2 separate regions of the Homo sapiens genome follow, and region 2 is linked to region 1. The links are chromatin loops, found by intact Hi-C in ENCODE. Cell type or tissue: CD4-positive, alpha-beta T cell. All regions are shown on one strand. Each heading gives the region's core, and the rest is flanking DNA. Links, peaks and the distances in the headings are about the cores only. Region 1 overlaps LOC105373734 (a long non-coding RNA gene). Region 2 overlaps LRP2 (LDL receptor related protein 2).

Region 1 (10,180 bases), core at 1,506-9,505:
TCCTGTATCCAGCAACCTTGCTCATTTATTAGTTTTAGGAGCTTTTTAAGATTTGCTCAGATTTCCTATGTAAGCTATCACATTATCTGGGAATAAAGGGAGTTTTACTTCTTCCTTTCCAATCTGAACATCTGTTATTCTTTTTTCTTTTTTTTTTTTTTTCATTATTGCCCAAGCTAGAGTCTCAAGCACACTTAAATAGAAGTGGTGAGAGCAGACATTCTTGTCTTGGTCCTGACCTTAGTGGGAGAGTATTCAGTATTTCATCATTAAGTATGATGTATGGCTATAGTTTATTTCATAGATTCCCTTTATCAGGTTAAAGACATTCCCTTCTTATCCAAATTTGCTGAGAGATTTTTAATGAGAAACAGATGTCATGTTTTGTCAAATGCTTTTCTGTGCCTATTTGGTCTGTTTATATGGTGAATTACATTAAGTTGATTTTCAAATGTTAAATTCTTGGATTCCTCAGATAAATAGCATGTGGTCATGTTGTAGCCTTCTTTTTCTAAATTATTACATATGATTCCCAAAGTGGTTGTTTTTTTTTTTTTTTTTTTTTTTTTTTGAGACGGAGTCTCACTCTGTCGCCCAAGCTGGAGCGCAGTGGCCTCGCTGCAAGCTCCGCCTCCCAGGTTCACACCATTCTCCTGCCTCAGCCTTCCAAGCAGCTGGGACGACAGGCGTCCGCCACTATGCCCGGCTAATTTCTTTTGTATTTTTAGTAGAGATGGGGTTTCACCGTGTTAGCCAGGATGGTCTCGATCTCCTGACCTCGTGATCCGCCCATCTCGGCCTCGCAAAGTGCTGGGATTACAGGCGTGAGCCACCGCGCCTGGCCAGCACACACCTCTGTTTTAAAGTAAAAAGCACAAAACAAAGTAAATCCAGAAAAGGATTGCTTTCATGTGCTTTCTACCCCATTTCCTCCCTCCCTATATAAGAGGTAATTGTTTTTGTCAGATTTTGTCTCATCCTTTCATTGTTAATTTTTGAAAATATAAGCAAATACAATTATATAGTTCCTTAACCAAAAGATAGCACACAATAAACACAGTTCTGCTCTGCTTGTAGGTTAGAATTTTGATTCCTGTTAAATTGCAACTCTTCTAGGAAAAATAAGGAGGTACATGTTAAATAAAGAGGTGCATGTTAAACTATCACTAGTTTCACACTTTGGTAGAAATTAGTTTCCTTGTCTTTTTTGAGAGCTGGGAAGTGTCTGAATGAGATTGAAAAGTTTCCTTTGAGAATAGGGATGAATTCAGGAATCTCGGAGCGTCACAAGCAAACTTCACTTTTACTTGGCATCAGAGGAGTGGGAAGGCAGGTGCTGGCAACCTGTTGAGGTGGCAAGGCTGCATGGATGAGTGCTCAAGTGCTGGCTTATACAGTATAAATCCAGCTACTTTCATTGTTATAAAACTGCTGGCCATCAGAGGGGGTAATTAGAGTTTTATGTTTTAGTTGGACTTCTCAGCTGAATTAAATGTGATAAGGCTGTGCTTATCACTCTTGTGAAAGTCATTTCTACAATATTTACACAAACTCTATGAGACTTAAATCTTTTATTGATTTTCTGTTTGTCTCTGATAATGTTTCACTGAGAGGAAATGACTGAGATCCTGGAATTCGCGTCTTTAACACATGACTGTTCCCAAAGTCATGAGTTGTTGTTGTTGTTGTTGTTGTTAACAAACCTCTTTATTTCCTACAATAAGTATATTCCATCTTGCATTTGCTTTAATAGATGAGAGTTTCCAATGTCATTAGTGATTTTTAGCACTTTATAGTACCATCATATTTTTATAACCAAGGCCAGGGAGATGAAAGGGGTATTGACAATATTTGTTGGCATTGGTTGTTGTCTTTGTAACCAGAACTGCCTCTTTTATTCTGTGCTTTTTCTAATTATTTCTGGTTATGATAATGTTTTTCTTTGGCTTCTAGGGGGAAGTATGTAATGATGTTTGTGACAAAAAATAAATGTGATCAACTGGTAAAAACAGCCTGATGTTGTGTCTTCAGTGAATGTTCCCACTAGCCAGGCTGAGCTTAAGGTTAGTGATCCCATGGCACACACAACCTTCAGGTAAAGCCAACAGGGAAGAAACGAATTCAAAACAGTGTAAAATAGTATAGAGCCAGCACTTTCTATTCTATAGAGAGAAGTAACCTCAGAAAAAGACTATGGCAAATGACTAGGGCAACCCCTTATGTCTTCACATCATATTCCATCCTCTATGATGAAAGAGCAAAGTTACTTGAGATTGGAGCATAGTTAGAGGATGGAAAGAAATTTAAGTGTTCCCGTTCAATGCTGCTTTACATACCTGCATTTAAAGGGTCTCAAGACTTTTGACCTGCTGTAATGATTACTGTTCCAGTCTAATTGGTTGACCACTAACATTTGCGACCTACTATACTTACCTGGATAACAGGATCTAAAATAATGGTCCCAAGCCACAGTTTGTCTGTAGGAGCTATTGTGTTACATAATATGTGTGTGCTGAGTTAGTTTGGTGATTCATGTATAACTGATTGTGGTTATAATCTAGTAGGAGATAACCAAAGGCATAGGATTTGGGTCATAGAGTGGAATGAAGAGTCACCATATTCTCTTCTCAAAGATAATTTAGAATCAGAGAAGCCAAGTAAGACATCTTTAGAATCAAACAAACCAAGTAAGAGCAGAGAATCTGTACTAGAGACCAACAGCCTCCAAAAGAGACGACCAAAGTTCTCCCTGACATGTCAGAGACTTGAGAATGAGTGCAATTCATACAAAAGAATTGGCATCCCATGATCCAACCTAAAGACAGAAAGTCAAGTCCTATTTTGTCCACTTACTCTTGTGTGTCCTTGAACAAATTGCTATGGAGACAATAATCTCTGTCTATTTCACACGGCTTTTGTGACAAAGAAAATGTATATGAGAGAGAAACTCTCGCTGTAAAGTATTACAGAACTAAAAAGACTACCTGAATGACCAGAATGTGAAGGAAGGGGAAGCAGCATTTTGAGTATTCCTTTTTTCCAACCAATATATTCCGTTGATCCTAATGACAACTCTGGTGCTCTTAGCTTATTCTTGCCCCACAAGCACAAAGAAACAGATTTAAGGGTGTGGGATAGTTCCCTGAGCCCAGCCTTCCTTACAGGAGGTCCTTAATCCCTTAGGTGGGAACATTTTTTCAGAAAAAGACTCTCCTGAACATTTGCTGACTTTCCCTATGGCCTATTAAGTCTTAAATACATATACTGTGGGGCAGGTCAAACATTCCCTTAAATTCTTTCAGCTTCAGAATTATTTAATGTGACAGTCGCCATGATGGCATAATAGAGCCACCCAATACCCACGCTGACTGGACCTCACCATTCCGCAGCTCTCTTTAGCAGCTTCCTTTAATAGCTTAAATCTACCCCTCAGGAACTCCCAACTTCCCTTTAAATGTGATTAAATTTTGTATTTAATTGTTTAATTATTTTTAAACTAATTTCTGCCTCTAGGTGTATGGTCAACTAAACAATCCAAAAACCATGTAGCTCCACAATAATCAGAAATTCTGGATCCAGTAAAACAAGTCTCCTTTAAGACATGGCTGAATGCTGGAAGAAAGTAAAGAAAGTTCCTGGAGTCAAAGATGAAGTGAGAAGGAAAAATCAGAGCAGTGAGTACGTGCATGTATGCTAGAGCCACTCAGGGTGGGAGTTGCCTGGCTTGGCCACCTAGAGGCTTGGATTAGAATGCTCAGGCCAGGGCAGAATGTGAGGCCTGGAGATACAGAATGCTGGGTGTTGGAACTGCAACCCCTGCAGAAATCCTGGTCTTCAGAAGGGCTATACTCAGAGTGAGGGAATGAATCAGGAAATGCACCCATCGGCTCAGGGAGACAATAAAGGTGATTTTCTATCTCAGTGGTCTGGGCTCTAGGGGAAAAGTTTCCCTTGAGAGTTTGTAATCATGGGTCTGTCATTCCATTGGTTCTGAAAACCTCTAAACTGAGAAATAAACATAAACTGAGGTGGGGGCAGTAATTCCCCTTGGGCAACTAACAGAAACAAGGGCAAAACCTTCCTGATCTAGAGGATTAGGGTTGTCCAGGCCCCTCGGGATTCCCTCCAGCCGTTCCTGCATTTCAAGATGCATGCTCTTAAGCTCTTATTCTCATACTTTTCAGTTCCAATGACCACAACTCTTTCAACAAATTTTTATAGGAGTTTCCAGAAACTTCATCCCGCTCATTTTTTTCTGTGTTCTAACATGTCATGTTTCATTTAAAATGTATCCTTTTCCTCCAGTTCAGACCTAAAGGTAATACACCAGAAATTGTCTAATGTGTGGTATAAAATAGGACCATGATAAAAAAAAACCAAAGTAATAAAAAATTATATTACTGTAATAATTTATTAACGTCATATCACTATAATAAAACTTTTATTATAATAACAACTACAGTTGATATGTCTTATGTGCCAAATACTATGTACTAGACATGCACACTCCTTTTTAATCCTGAGGAAATCCTGGGATAGGTTCTAACACTACCCTCCTTCTACACATGAGGAGAAAGAGGCTTAGTAACTTACCCAGGGTAAAGGAGCTGGGAAGTGGTCACAGAGCTGGCAATGTGTTATCACCAAAGCCAGGATTGAAACCCAGCCCTATCTACCTTCAATGCCCTTGCTTTAAGCCACGAATCCTCCATCTCTCTTAATACTAGTCCTGGTAGGGCTAGTTCCCTTGTTAGTGACTATCACGCGCTTGAAAGTGTTTGAAGCGACCTAATATTCCTAGGATCCTTACTTCTATAAACATTTAAATCACAGTTATTTTTCCCAAAGATAGATTGTCATGGGAGAGGGGAACAAAGACTAATGAGGAAGGCACAGGCAGGAAGCGGGCAGAGGACCAGAAACAAAAGCAAAGATAGGAGTGGGTGGGGACACGGGAAATTTCTTTTGCTTACTTCACAAGCTTACAGCCGACCTGGCCTGGCAGGTGACAAGGTGCCTCTGGATGACACAGCCAGGGATTCTTCTAGGCCAGTTGCTTTTGATTTCTTACATTTTTTTGAAGGTAATACTAGATTTCTGAAACGGCTCTCACCGACGCGCCTTTGTTTCTCCTGGAGCCACGGCTCCTCAGCAGAGGACATTTGTGTTTGGGAAGCCTGCCCCCTCCTGGATTAGTGAAATCTTACAGGCCAGGTTTCCAAGCTCTCCAAAATTAGATCTAGTGTGTGAAAATGTTTAAACTGTCGTTCAGAGATTTGAGGAAAACAAATAATTTCTTTCATATGATTTCCCTGAGATTTTTGGATTCTTCTCATATAAATCTTTAGGTGTATTTTATGGATTTTGAAATAATACCCACCTAAAAATCCTGAAAAAATGTTTTAAGGACCCAAAGAGATAATAATAACAGCAATAATGGTAAACATTATATTCAGTGATTTCTATGTGCCAGCACTGTGCAAAGTACCCTGTGAATAATGCCAGTTGCAGCACTCACCACCACCCCAAGAGACAGGTTCTCTGCATTATTACCCCCCACCTTACAGAAAGCCTCAAAGCAGCAGTCCCCAACTTTTTTTGGCACGAGGGACCATCTTTGTGGAAGACAATTTTTCCACAGACCAGGCAGGGGGTCGGGGTGGGAGTGGTTTCAGGATGAAACTGTTCCACCTCAGATCATCAGGCATTAGATTCTCATAAGGAGTGTGCAACCTAGATCCCTCGCATGCACAGTTCACAATAGGGTTCACGCTCCTATGAGAATCTAATGTCACTTGCTGATCTGACAGGAGGCAGAGCTCAGAGGCAGTAATGCTCATTCTCACCAGCCGCTCACCTACTGCTGTACAATCCCATTCCTAACAGGCCACAGACTGGTACAGGTCCGCAACCATGGGGACCCCTGCAAACTGGAGATCTTCTCTACCACCACCCTCACACACCCAACCACCCGTAGGTTGGGAGCCCCTGAAATTCTTGAACTGTCATGCCATCCTATTGACCACACTTGATTGAATCAGAAATAATCAACCAAGCTGAGTTACTTGGACACTTTCTCCTGGGAATTTGGAAGCAGAATGAAAATAGCCATCAGTCTAGGCTTGTCACTTGAATGGAGGTCATCAAACATCAGGAGCCCACTGTGGAAGAGCATGTGCTGCCACGTGCATGGAGAGGCAGAAAAAGATAACCAGAAGAAAGAGAAAAGAACAAAGGGGAAGCACAGAAAAAAGACAACTTCCCTTTTCTTAGTCCCAGTCCCCCGTGAGGCTCCCCTGCTGGTTACACTGATTTGGCTACTTGAAATAGGTTTGTTTTTGTCTATCAAAAAAAAAAAAGTGTATATAACTAAGTCGTGTGAGCAGTAATATGTAAAAGTGAACCAAATCTACTGTTATAATGGAATAAAATCTGAAGTTAATATGGCACATTGAATGATGTGCATAATTTTATTGTACTCCATGGCAATTAGGCTCTAATAGGGAGCAATTAATGAAAATGACTATAATTATTATCATGTCAACAACGCCAAGCCAAGCAATTCCAAAGTCAGCTGTAGGGAGGAGGAATTAGAGACAGCAGGAAGTTGTTCTGGGGTTCCTCAGAAGAACCTGGGATTTAAAAACCAGGAGACTAAGTCCCCCACCTTGCCGCTCACTTCTCTAGCAACCATCACCCAGGAGGACTCCGGAGGTCCCAGCTAAGAAGCTGTGAGCCTCTAGCTACTCCTCACCACTCTCCTTGCACTACCTCTTCCCTTGCTGCTTCTCCAAAGAGGAGTCCTGAGGATGGTGGGTTGTTGGGGAAGGGCTGCATCTGCTTGAGAGGCTGTCTGTTCCTCAACACTGGATTGGTGAAAGCTGGAGCACAGAGAATTGGAAGCTGTTTTAGAAGAAGTTGCCAGCCTACTTTCCGTGGTGCACACCTCCTTCAGTCTATGTCTACCCTTGGCACAAAGCATCATCAACATGGTCCAGAATAGCTCAGCTGGGATCTGTGTTGAGGATGGCGATGAAATCCTCATGGCAATAAAATGCATGCAATGGCCTGGCTTTGCTCTCTGTTCCATGGGCAGCTGCGGCTAGGAGTGTGACACATGGTTGAGGTAGGACTGGATTGGGTTGTTGAGACTGCTGCATCCCAACCAAATACCATCATCTCAGTCTCTTTTCCACTGACGTACAACTAACAAAGACCCTTCAGAACAGTCAACGAAAGCCAGATCCTAGACATCTGAGTAGTTTGACTTAAAGTAGCCAGCACTTAGAAAAATCCAGTGACTGGAAGTATTCTGTTTTCCTCCTTCCACTAAACCAGTACCTCAGTCTGAACTTCCACCAATTTGTGCATTTGTGTTAGTAAGCAAATAAGTATCAGCTATTTTACATGTATTACTTCCTTGAAAATGGTTGTTTTTTTTTTTGGTTTGGGGGTTAATTAATCTAATTAATTAATTAACTGTGATCCTGGCATAAGAGTAATGGGAATGGTATGGAAAGAACCAAGAAAGGTTTTTCTGGAGTTATTCAGTACACATTAAGTACCATGTGTTAGTCATTGTGTTAGGCCCTGGAGGAAAAAAATCACAAAACAGAGCTCTACTTTTTTTATTTTCAGATGCAGTCTCACCCTGTTGCCCAGGCTGGAATGCAGTGGCACCATCCTGGCTCACCACAACCTCCACCTACTGGGTTCAAGCGATTCTCCTGCCCCAGCCTTCCAAGTAGCTGGGACTACAGGTGTTTCTGTATTTTTAGTAAAGATGGGGTTTCGCCATGTTGGCCAGGGTGGTCTCGAACTCCTGACCTCAGGTAATCCACCTGCCTTGGCCTCCCAAACTGCTGGGATTACAGGTGTGAGCCACCACACCTGGCCAGAACTCTACTCTTCAGGAACTTAGTGCATCAGGTACTCAACAGTAAGTAGCGTGATGACTTAGGGGCAGGAAAAAAGGAGGCTGTTTCTATCTTGGAACATTTTAATAACCTCCGAACATTTTATACGGATAAAGCTGGGTTAAAACAGATATTAAGAGGTGCCTAGGAGAGAAAGGATTGGGGTGGGAACTGGAAGAAAATTGTAGGAAAGGGGAGGGTTGTTATCTTGGAGCTGGAGATGGCTTCGTCCTAGTGCATCTGAGGGCTGTTTTTAAATAGTGTCTGTCTGAATCATTCCTCCGCCCTCCACCCTTCACTTTCCACCCTCCACCCAACCCTCTTCCTGAGTCACCCTGGCTGCCATTTCTCATTCTGAAAGGAGAAAGAGGAAAGGATATAATTTGTATCAAATCCCTACAAGCTGCTAGGATACATTGGTGCATTTCCTTTGGAACATTTCATCTACACATACCACAGTGCAATGGATGCGAGTTCTTCTGTGTAAAGATGGGGAAACTGAGGTGCAAAGGGGTAGGTAGCATGACTCTCCCCTTATTACACAGCTGGTAAGAGAAAGTGCCATAATGCAAACTCACATTCTAAATTATAACTTTATCATTAATAACGACTAGAACATGCATGCTGCTTTTTTTTTAAAGTTAAAAAAAAAAGCAGGTAAGTGTGAAACACAAAAATCTTTCCTTCTCTACATTCCAAAGTGTTTGGGGACACATCCCTATACAGTTTTTCTTGCATCCACAAATGTGTACTTACATATGTGACATGTAACTGTATATGTGAACATGAAAATTTTGACATAAAAGGGCATTCTAACCATATTGCTCTACAAATCACTTCTGTCACCTAATGCTACATCATGGATATCCTTCCATAATGTCCACATCTTTACATGTACTTCATTTTTCTAAGATCTATATGAAATTTAATAAATATATATTAGGTAAGCATTTTCTTATTGATGAGGATGTCTCTATTTTAAGATTTAATATTAGTGCAGTATTTAATACTAGTTAAAGTATTCTCTGTATCTGAGTTTTAAAATTTACTCAAATGTAATGCACAGGAATTCTGAAATGGAAATTTAAGTATCCCTTTCTCTCACCCTCCATTCCAACTTCCATTCCCCAGAGTTGCGATGTTGCTATTGTTGCTTTCGTGTTTTTCTTCTAGTACTTAACATTTCAACTTTAAATACATATAGTTCTTGATTTATCTGTTTTAGAAAGTATCTGTTGTCTTGCCTCGATGACAGCTGAGTTTACCATACTTTTTTTTTTTTTTTTTTTGAGAGGGAGTCTCACTCCATTGCCCAGCCTAGAGTGCAGTGCCACAATCTCGGCTCGCTGCAACCTCCGCCTCCCAGGTTCAAGCAATTCTCCTGCCTCAGCCTCCCAAGTAGCTGGGATTACAGGTGCCCGCACCACGTCCAGCTAATTTTTTTTATTTTCAGTACAGACAGGGTTTCACCATGTTGGCCAGGCTGGTCTCGAACTCCTGACCTCAGGTGATCCACCCACCTTGGCCTCCCGAAGTGCTGGTATTACAGGCGTGAGCCACCACACCTGGCCAAGTTTACCATACTTGTGCTATCTCTACCTCTTTCTTTTAAATGTTAGTCATATTAATAATTTTTAAATTATTCAGTTTAAATTTGTACTTTTCTATAGATATGTCGTGTGATTTGTCAAAAAATTTAAATTTTTGACAAAATGTCTTATGTACTTTGTCAAAAAATTTAAATTTTCAAAAAATGTAAAATCCAATCTCAAAAAATGTATTCTGATTATGTAAATATTATATACTATAGTTCCAAGAAGTATGATAGGATCCATAGGAAAGGAGACCCTGTCCTCTGTCACTTAACCATGCTGGCTGCTTGAAGGAGAAGGATTGAGATCTAATGGCTTATGCTTTTATTTCTTTTCAGTTTCCTCCTAAGCCATACTGGGCTGCCACTGTTCTTCATATATCAGGTTCAAGCTGATGGATCCAAGCCAAAGGACTCCATATTCTCCAAAGCCTATAAGCAGAATGCTGGTGTGGTGTGGGGGGGGAAGAAGTTCCATTGTGTCCCTACTGAAGGGACACAGAAGTACCAAAAGGGTCACTGAACTGCCAGGTACCAAGTGGTACCAGGTGCCACGAGGCTGCCAAAGGCAGAGATGAGCCAAGCCATCAACTTCAGCTGAGGTTGAGACATGGCATCCATAAATGCCAAACAGGACCATACTCTATGCAGAGAATAAGGATCAGAAAATCAA
Region 2 (10,180 bases), core at 1,468-9,467, 790 kb before region 1:
TTCTTTCAGTTACTGCTGTCGCTGGATCTTAATCTATTGAGTCATGTCTTAGGATTTTCCTAACCTTCCCTCCAAAGGGAAGGAAGCATAGTGAGTGGTCCATGCTGCAGCTGCCCTATCTGCAGGAACAGGACCAACCCAAGGACATAAGACCTGAAAACAATCAGAATCCTGTTCTGTTGCACAGTGGTGGAGGTTTGGCAGCCATGCCGGGGCTGCTGGCCAAGAACCTTTCATTTTGAGTGGTGTCAGAGCAAGAGAGGTCTGAGTCCCTTCAGGGGCCTGGGAAACACAGTGCCTGAAGCACCACAGCTTCTCTACAAATACTTGTGAAATGAATGAGTGGAGAATTGTCAGGTCACTATACAGGAATTTGGGGACGGGGCCCACTCTCTGGTTCTTGCTGCTATCCCAAGCATGTGGTTTGAGGTGGATTAAAGGGAGAGGGACCTCTTATGCTTGCTGTTGCCATACTTTTCTGAAAAGTACAAAGGTCTCTAGAGTTGATGGGCAGATATCTAAATTTCCTTGTTGCAGCCTTGTTGCTCAGTCATCTTTTTTTGTGTGTGTGAGCAACAAGGCTATTTATTTCACCTGGGTGCAGGCGGGCTGAGTCCGAAAAGAGAGTCAGCGAAGGGAGATAGGGGTGGGGCCGTTTTATAAGATTTGGGTAGGTAAAGGAAAATTACAGTCAAAGGGGGGTTGTTCTCTGGTGGGCAAGAGTGGGGGTCACAAGGTGCTCAGTGGGGGGGAGTTTTTGAGCCAGATGAGCCAGGAAAAGGAATTTCACAAGGTAATGTCATCAGTTAAGGCAAGGACCGGCCATTTTCACTTCTTTTGTGGTGGAATGTCATCAGTTAAGGCAGGAACAGGCCATTTTCACTTCTTTTGTGATTCTTCAGTTACTTCAGGCCATCTGGGTGTATACATGCAGGTCACAGGGGATGCGATGGCTTGGCTTGGGCTCAGAGGCCTGACATTCCTGCCTTCTTATATTAATAAGAAAAATAACATAAAATAGTATTGAAGTGTTGGGGCAAAGAAAAAAATTTTTGGGGGGGTGGCATGGAGAGATAATGCGCAGTGTTTCTCAGGGCTGCTCAAGTGGGATTAGGGGCGGTGTGGGAACCTAGAGTGGGAGAGATTAAGCTGAAGGAAGATTTTGTGGTAAGGGGTGATATTGTGGGGTTGTTAGAAGAAACATTTGTCGTGTAGAATTATTGGTGATGGCCTGGATACGGTTTTGTATGAATTGAAAAAGTAAATGGAATAAGAGAAGGAGAAAAACAGGTATTAAAGGACTAAGAATTGGGAGGACCCAGGACATCTAATTAGAGAGTGCCCAAGGAGGTTCGGCATAGCCCTGCCAGCAAAGATTATTTATTTACTTTAAGAGGGAGTTAAGAGTGGCGGTTTGGGGATAGCACCACGAGATATCAGCTGTGACGGCTTGGAGAAACAGTGTAAACCGGTGGTATAAACAAGAGCAGGGCATTTATGAGTAGTTGAGAACGGTGAATAGGAGTATGACTAGACAGAAGATAGTAGGGATGACAAGTTTTTTGGGGTGCAGTCCAAGTTGGTCTGGTGTCTGGAATGAGACTGGGGCTTAATAAAAAGGAGCGTCTATACAGGAGCTTAAATGGCTGTACCCTGTAGCATTCTGAGGACAGGCCTGAATTCTGAGAAGGGCAAGTGGTAAAAGTATTGTCCAGTCCTTTTTAAGTTGGTGGCTGAGCTTGGTGAGGTGTGTTTTTAAAAGACCATTAGTCCATTCTACCTTTCTTGAAGATTGAGGACCGTAAGGGGTATGAAGGTTCCACTGAATACCAAGAGCCTGAGAAACTGCTTGGGTGACTTGACAAGTAAAGGCCGGTCCACTGTCGGACTGTATAGAGGTGGGAAGGCCAAACCGAGGAATTATGTCTGACAGAAGGGAAGAAATGACCGCAGTGGACTTCTCAGACCCTGTGGGAAAGGCCTCTTCCTATCCTGTGAAAGTGTCTACCCAGACCAAGAGGTATTTTAGTTTCCTGACTTGGGGCATGTGAGTAAAGTCAATTTGCCAGTCCTGGGCGGGGGAAAAACCCCGAGCTTGAGGTGTAGGGAAGGGAGGGGGCCTGAGAAATTCCTGAGGAGTAGTAGAATAGCAGATGGAACACTGAGAAGTGATTTCCTTGAGGATAGATTTCCACAATGGAAAGGAAATGAGAGGTTCTAAGAGACTGGCTAGTGGCTTGTAACCTACATGGAAGAGGTTATGAAATGATGACAGAATAGAATGGGCCTGTGAGGCTGGAAGGAGATATTTTCCTTGGTCTAAGAACCATTTGCCTTGTGTGGGAAGAGATTGATAGGTGGAAGTTTCAGCGGGGGACTAGGTGGGAGTGACTAATGTGAAGGAGAAAAACTGACTGTGAGGGACAGAAGTTGGAACGCTAGCTGCTTTTTTAGCTAATTTATCAGCATAAGCATTGTCCTGAGCGATGGGATCTGATGCCTTTTTGATGGCCCTTGCAGTGAATGACTCCAGCTTCCTCTGGAAGTAAAGCGGCTTTGAGAAGCGTTTTTATTAAAGACGCATTAATGATAGAGGACCCTTGTGTAGTGAGGAAACCTCTTGCATGGTGGTGCAGGATATGGAAGGCATATATAGAGTCAGTATAAATACTGACATGTAGTCCCTTTGCAAGAGTGAGGGTTTGACTTAAGGCAATGAGTTCGGCTTGCTGAGAGGTAGTGGAGCGGGGCAGAGCGGTAGCCTCAATGATAGATGTGGAAGATACTATAGCATAGCCTGCCTTTGCTGGTGAGTGGCGATTAGGCCTGGTGGAACTGCTATCAGTAAACCAAGTGTGTTCAGGGTGAGGAACAGGAAAAAAGGAAATATGGGGAAATGGGGTGAATGTCAGGTGGATCAGAGAGATACAGTCATGGGGGTCAGGTGTGGTATCCGTAGTAATGTGGGAGGCTGGATTGAAGTCTGGGCCAGAAACAATGGTAATTGTGGGAGACTCAACAAAGAGTGAGTACAGCTGAAGGAGCTGGGGAACAGACAGTATATGCGTCAGGTGGGAGAAAGAAAATAGATTTTGGAAGTTATGAGAACTGTAGAGAGTGAGTTGAGCATAGTTTGTGATTTTTAGGGCCTCTAAAAGTATTAAAGCAGTGGCAGCCGCTGCACGCAGACATGAGGGCTAGGCTAAAACAGTAAGGTCAAGTTGTTTGGACAGAAAGGCTACAGGGCACGGTCCCGGCTCTTGTGTAAGAATTCTGACTGCACTAACCATGCCTAGGAAGGAAAGGAGTTGTTGTTTTGTAGAAGGGATTGAGGTTTGGGAGATTAGTCAGACTTGATCAGCAGGGAGAGCATGTGTGTTTTTATGAGAATTATGCCGAAATAGGTAACAGATGAGGATGAAATTTGGGCTTGACTGAAGTAATGGGGGCTGTCTGTGAAGCTTTGCAGCAGTACAGCCCAGGTAATTTGCTGAGCCTGATGGGTGTCAGGTTCAGTCTAAGTGAAAGTGAAGAGAGGCTGGGATGACGGGTGCAAAGGAATAGTAAAGAAAGCATGTTTGAGATTCAGTCCGTCATCTTTAAGAAGAGCTGGGAGATGAAATAGGAATATAGGTGAAGGGAATAACTTTACATAAGGTCTGCATCAATAGCCCCAGCGCCACTTTTACTGCTTGTCAACTGCGAACATGTATCTCCTTTGTCACAACAACTATGGCCTTAGTGACAATGAATAACTGTCATTGTTAACACCTAATGCTCCTTTTGAACTCGAGATATGGCACATTTTAATACAGAAACTAGAAATGTTTATTTTACAAATATTTTGTGATTTTAAGATCGGAAATGTTTAAATCTTGAAAGCATTTTCCCTGATCCTCTGATAAACAGATATGAAAACTTTAATCACATGATAAAAGAGATACGACATTTCATTTGACATCTTCACTTAAAATAAAATGAGGCCATGTATACAAATGCATATCCAAGTTTCAGAATAAACAAGTAATGAATGTGAAAATATAGGAAAAGGAGTGAATTGTCTACCTTGTAGTTTATTATGCATTCATGGTAATTTGGTCTTAAAAGGGAACCTTGGAATTGTATGAATGTTATAGAAAAATGCGTAGAAGATTATTAATTCTATCATTCTCATCTTTTCAAAAATTCAACCTCTTTTTAGTAGTACTATGAAATCTTAATTTCCGAAGATAGGATTTATTAATATTCAAAGAAATTATTAAGATCCAAAGATAGGATTCTCAGTTCATCAGTGAGGTTGGGGAATTATTCTTGCTGTTCTTCTAGGATTTGGCTTCCAGTATATAACTAGAGTATGATTATCCAAAAATTTGGTCAACAGTGGGAGTAAGAAGGTATAGAGAATACAGTAGAAATTGCTAGTAATAAGTGAGAGTGTGACCAGTGAGGGATGTATTTGCCTCCCAGGATTAAGGTATGAGGTGACTTAGTGGTTGCTGCTCTTGATTTTGGGGCGGTGGGAGTGATGTTTAGTCCTGGCCTACTGGGTCATGCAATAAAAATGGTGCCTGATGATGTCTGTGGGAGAACAAGATGGCAAAAAGAGCCAGAGTTGGTACAAACTTTACAGCAAATTTATTTACTACTAAATTCTTTCAAAATTGGGTAAAGGCCTTTAACATGTCCACAGGTGACTGTATCTGAAAATGTGGATAATAAGAATTATGGAAGTCCCATAAACCCTTCTGAGATAGTTCCAGAGACAAACCCAACTTCACCAGCTGCTGATGGAACTCAGGTAACAGTTGCCGACTCCTGAAATAATGTGGGATTTGGAAAAACTTTGGGATGACTGGGTTTTTATTAACCTTAAGCAAACAAGGGAGATTCTGGAAGGCTCAAAGATCTCAAGATGTGTTGACAGTTAATAAATATAATTTTTTAAAAAGTCATAGATTGAAAAACTTTCCACCAAATAAAGCTACATTCTAACATCGAGTTGGGAATAATGTTCCTTGTAACATAGGAGGACATGTCACAAAGAAGAACAAATAGACTTCTGGATCCAGTATCTTCAGACCAGAGACATTTAAGTTGAGAAATTGACTCAGTATGAATAAAGATTTCACGGTGTCAAAGATACAGATGAAAGATCCGTCTGTGTGTGCCGTGATTTCTCTACAGCATGCATCTTTATTCTTTCAAGCTGTTCTTCGCTCTCCTGCTATTACAGATCTTTACCACTAGATGGCACTAATTTTTCCATTCATCATCCATCTATTCATTATTGGCCAACCAATCATCTAACTAACGTTATTCCCCTCGATGTGTCAGGGATGGTGTTTAATACTGGAGATTGAAAGAAAAAAATGCCACTAGATGGAGCTTCTTAAACATGCCTGCAGGTCCTTTGCAATTGGTACACTATTTGGTCTGCAGGAAGAAATTCAATAAATATATTTGATATTAAACTCTGTATTAATGTATATCATTAGTTTTAATGAATGCATTTGCAGCTATACCAGATATAGCTGTTTGAATCTGGACAAACTGTTTTACTTCTGGGGCTAGAGTCCTCAATAATATTTCTCACTGGGGGCGCTATTGGCATATTGAGTGGGACAGTTCTTTGTGCTACAAAACTGTCCTATGCACTCAGGGAATTTCAGTATTTCTGGTCCCTGTCCACTAAATTCCAGTAGTGTCTCCCCTAATTCAGTGTGACCCCAGAAATCACCTCCCCTCCCCAACACATGTGCACTCACTCCTGGTTGAGAACCGCTAGGATCTGGAATGTCTCTGTTCTAAGATTCTATGACCAATTTTGTGAAGTAATGTAAAGAAATGAAAGTCTAAGAGTAGTTGGAAATTTTACCATTTTATACAATCTTTATTTCTCAAATTTCATAGTCTATAAACATTGATATCTTGGTAACTTGGCAGTCTCATTATCACCTTAAACATTGGTTTCTGTTCTGCTGATTTAAATCAAAATAAAATTTGACCTAAATTGATGCTGAGAAGAGTCTATATCAAGGCTTCTGTACACCTTCTCAAATTCCCTTATTTCTTCTTCTCATGTCACACACACACACACACACACACACACACACACACTCATACACTCACAGACATACATAAATATTGTCTAGAAAGGAATTTTCAGTTTCAGATTTTTCAAGGGACTAAACATTTTTTCTTTAAGCTATATTAAAAATGGATTTTGAAGATTAATTTTCCACAGACACACGGATGCTTGAATGTCATATATTTGGTCCTCCAAGCCTGAGTCAACCCCAAGCTAGTGCCAGATTTATTTTATATTTTCAACATTTTTTCTCAGTCCATCTCTAGTCTAGTGATCTTCTTCACTAAATAGACATTTTCCCCAGCTGGTGCAGGAAGGGGACTGTGGTGGGGAGGCTGTAACCTCTGATCTGCATGTCTGTTATCAGAAACAAAATGTAAACTGACAGTCTCTTTCAAAGGAGAGCAGATCTTCACCAATTGTAGTCCTTTCTTTCTCTTCCCTTTTGTAATACCTTGGTTCCTCCTCTTACTTTTTTACATTAGTGAGGCTGAGACCCTCTAAAATGTGTCTTCCATGTTATGTCCAGGGATCTCACTGTATTTCTTCCCTCCTGGGCACTGAGTTAACAGCCAGCATGCTTTAAAAGCAGTAGAGGCGCTTGGGTGAGATCACCTAGGTTGATTTGAATATGCCAGAGTCCCACAAATGTATCTTTCATCCATAAATATGTTGAAAGACTAACAATTAAAAACATGGGCTGGGCACGGTGGCTCACACCTGTAATCCCAGCTCTTTGGGAGGCCGAGGTGGGTGGATCATGACATCAGGAGTTCAAGACCAACCTGGCCAACATAGTGAAACCCCATCTCTACTAAAAATGCAAAAATTAGCTGAGTGTGGTGGCATATGCCTGTAGTCCCAGCTATTCAGGAGGCTGAGGTGGGAGGATTGCTTGAACCCGGGAGGCAGAGGTTGTAGTGGGCCGAGACTGTGACACTGCACTCCAGCCTAGGCGACAGAGTGAGACTTCATCTCAAAAAAAAAAAAAAAAAGATTCAGTTCTATCATTTTCCAAAAGTTACATTGATATGCATAGGATCCCCCAAGGAGACAAAAATGAAAGTCACCGTCCCTTTCCTCTTGTTAGTAATTGCTTAACTTCAAGTTAGCCATTTCATTTTGAAGCAATGACATCTAAGAGACTTTGGCCCGCCCCACTTAACTGTAAGCGCCCAGAGGCAGGGCTCTGACCTGAATGTCTTCATGTTCCCCTTGGGGGCACTATGTACAAAGCAGGTTCTCACTTGAATGTGGGTTAAAGTGAAGACCTCTTCTACTTCTGTAGCCCTGTGTTCCCCACTCCTCCACAGGCTGGTCCCCTGCTGTCACAGAGTAAGAGACACCCCATAAAACCTGTGGGCTCCCTCAGCTCCTGTTGAGAGTAGGCTGTCTGTTCCCTTGTCTCCCACCAGGTTTTTATCTGGCAGTCAGCATGACAGGCAACTTTTCAGTAAAGCGTGGGCCACGCACCATGGTCCAGGGTGATTATCTTTGGGTTCTCCAGTTTATGGGCCTCTGGGTCCCCTGAGTAATCATTACCTGCCCTTCTACCTGCAAGTTAGTTGTATAATCTTGCTGTGACTCAGCAAGTATAGGATAATAAGTGTACCTACCTCTGGGGTTTGTTAAAAAAAATCAGAAACTTGTAAAACTCTTAGAATAGTTCCTGACACATAGTAAGCACTCAATAAATGTTAGATGTTTTTGTTATTATTATTGTGACACAGGAGGGAATGATGAAGGGAGAAGGGATACTCTTGAGTTGACCAAAGAATGTTACTTTAGGGAATAAGAGTTACAGTTTGGCTTTGCCATCTCCACCCAATTTTCAGGCAGCCCCAGAAATCTCTTTTTCTCCAGATGCATCTTGTGCATGTCTGTTTTATGTGTTCTCTCTGTACTGAGGTAACCAGGTGATTTGCTTGTAGATACTATGGCACAAATTCTATAATATATAAATTTGAAGTCAAAGAAGTGTTTAAAACCATTCGATTAAAAGAGCCCAGAGTTTCAGTTACTGTTCAGGGACCATAGGAGGAATTGAACAATTTACCATATGGGCTGAATCACATGGTCCCAGGTCCCAAATTGCTTTACCCTTCAGTAAGAAGAAATTTTAAAACTGAGACAGGAGGAAAAGAAACCCACAAAATAATTCCATTACTGAGAGGTTTTTGTTTTCCCCTTTTCATTTAGGTGACAAAATGGAATCTCTTCAAACGAAAATCTAAACAAACTACCAACTTTGAAAATCCAATCTATGCACAGGTAATTTTTAACAATTTTTCTTAGCACAGACATTTTTTCTTAGAAATTATTTGCTTGGTTAAATTGGACACACACTTAGATTATTCTGAGCAGAGTGGCCACAAATAGTCTTCTTTATGAAAAACCGTGTATGGTGACCTTGGGGGAATAAATGGCTGATTCCTGTTACATTGTATTCTTAGATGGAGAACGAGCAAAAGGAAAGTGTTGCTGCGACACCACCTCCATCACCTTCGCTCCCTGCTAAGCCTAAGCCTCCTTCGAGAAGAGACCCAACTCCAACCTATTCTGCAACAGAAGACACTTTTAAAGACACCGCAAATCTTGTTAAAGAAGACTCTGAAGTATAGCTATACCAGCTATTTAGGGAATAATTAGAAACACACTTTTGCACATATATTTTTTACAAACAGATGAAAAAAGTTAACATTCAGTACTTTATGAAAAAAATATATTTTTCCCTGTTTGCCTATAGTTGGAGGTATCCTGTGTGTCTTTTTTTACTTATGCCGTCTCATATTTTTACAAATAATTATCACAATGTACTATATGTATATCTTTGCACTGAAGTTGTCTGAAGGTAATACTATAAATATATTGTATATTTGTAAATTTTGGAAAGATTATCCTGTTACTGAATTTGCTAATAAAGATGTCTGCTGATTTGGTTGGTGATCATTATAGTAAATGATCCAACAAGAAAAGGAATTGACTGGGGACCTTTAGCCGTGTCTAAAGAAGAGGCACCACTCATATTTCCTATAAAATTATCTAGGAAAGGAATCCAGGCCCCGCTCTTGGGTCCATTTTTACACATTAGCACTTAATTAATGTTCAATATTACATGTCAATTTGATTAATGGCTATGTTGATAGGGGCCACTATGTGTTGTATAGACATCTGGACTTGACTGTAGACTCCTCAGATAATACAGAAGGTAGGAAAAGCAATTCAGTTTGGCCCTTCTGTGTGTTGGCATTGTCTAACCAGAACTCTCTGTTTCATGTGTGTTCTCTCACTAGCTGCCAAGACAACATTTTTATTTGTGATGTCTATGAGGAAATCCCATATCATTAAGTGCCAGTGTCCTGCATTGAGTTTGTGGTTAATTAAATGAGCTCTTCTGCTGATGGACCCTGGAGCAATTTCTCCCCTCACCTGACATTCAAGGTGGTCACCTGCCCTAGTAGTTGGAGCTCAGTAGCTGAATTTCTGAAACCAAATCTGTGTCTTCATAAAATAAGGTGCAAAAAAAAAAAATACCAGTTAAGTAAAGCCTCAACTGGGTTTTTGTTTCTATGAAAATATCATTATAATCACTATTTATTTCCTAAGTTGAACCTGAATAGAAAGGGAAACCATTCTTATTAAGCTTTTTATTAGGCCCTGTGGCTAAATGTGTACATTTATATTAGAATGTACTGTACAGTCCAGATCTTTTCTTTAATTCTTATTGGTTTTTTTTTTTTTTTTTTTTTTAGAGATGGAGTCTTGCTATATTGCCAAGGCTGATCTTGAAGTCCTGGGCTCAAGTGATCCTCCCACCTCAGCCTCCTGAGTGGTTGGGGTTACGGGCGTGAGCCACTGTGCCTGGCTTCCAGCTCTCCTCTTAAATAGTGGGTATAGTCTGCACAACAGGAACCATGGCAGGAATATACACTTTCCCATAGCAAATAGCATACCTGACTCTCTGTGCTAATATTGCACATTTGTTAAACAATGAATGAATGGATGGATGGATGGATGGATGAATGAATGAAACATATACTACTGATTATTTTATTCCAGAGTTCTCAAAATATTTGTTGCTGATATTTTGAG

Evidence for each region. Hi-C counts contacts between places; a loop is a spot of excess contacts. Peaks named below come from ENCODE experiments on the same cell type or tissue, not always from the same donor. Only the 100,000 strongest peaks of a DNase experiment are listed, where the experiment ranks them.
Region 2: it touches region 1 in a loop (3.0-fold over the local background); 3 of 110 quality-filtered maps call a loop at or near these places.

The regions. Positions count from the first base shown.
Region 1 is chr2:168,341,816-168,351,995 of GRCh38, reverse strand. It overlaps LOC105373734 (a long non-coding RNA gene), which reads left to right. Exons shown (of 6, transcript XR_923559.3): 3 at 1,954-2,063; 4 at 3,514-3,678; 5 at 7,639-10,180. Among named protein-coding and RNA genes, the nearest start is that of STK39, 99 kb to the right of the region's middle. In CD4-positive, alpha-beta T cell, for the core only: a CTCF peak has its summit at 5,184 (motif pointing left); a DNase peak (open chromatin) is centred at 5,165; H3K4me3 peaks cover 508 bases.
Region 2 is chr2:169,127,192-169,137,371 of GRCh38, reverse strand. It overlaps LRP2 (LDL receptor related protein 2), which reads left to right. Exons shown (of 79, transcript NM_004525.3): 77 at 4,691-4,798; 78 at 8,288-8,359; 79 at 8,542-10,180. The coding sequence ends at 8,709. Among named protein-coding and RNA genes, the nearest start is that of DHRS9, 63 kb to the right of the region's middle. RefSeq lists an enhancer at 607-1,120. In CD4-positive, alpha-beta T cell, for the core only: CTCF peaks have their summits at 5,073 and 5,281 (motif pointing right); a DNase peak (open chromatin) is centred at 5,301.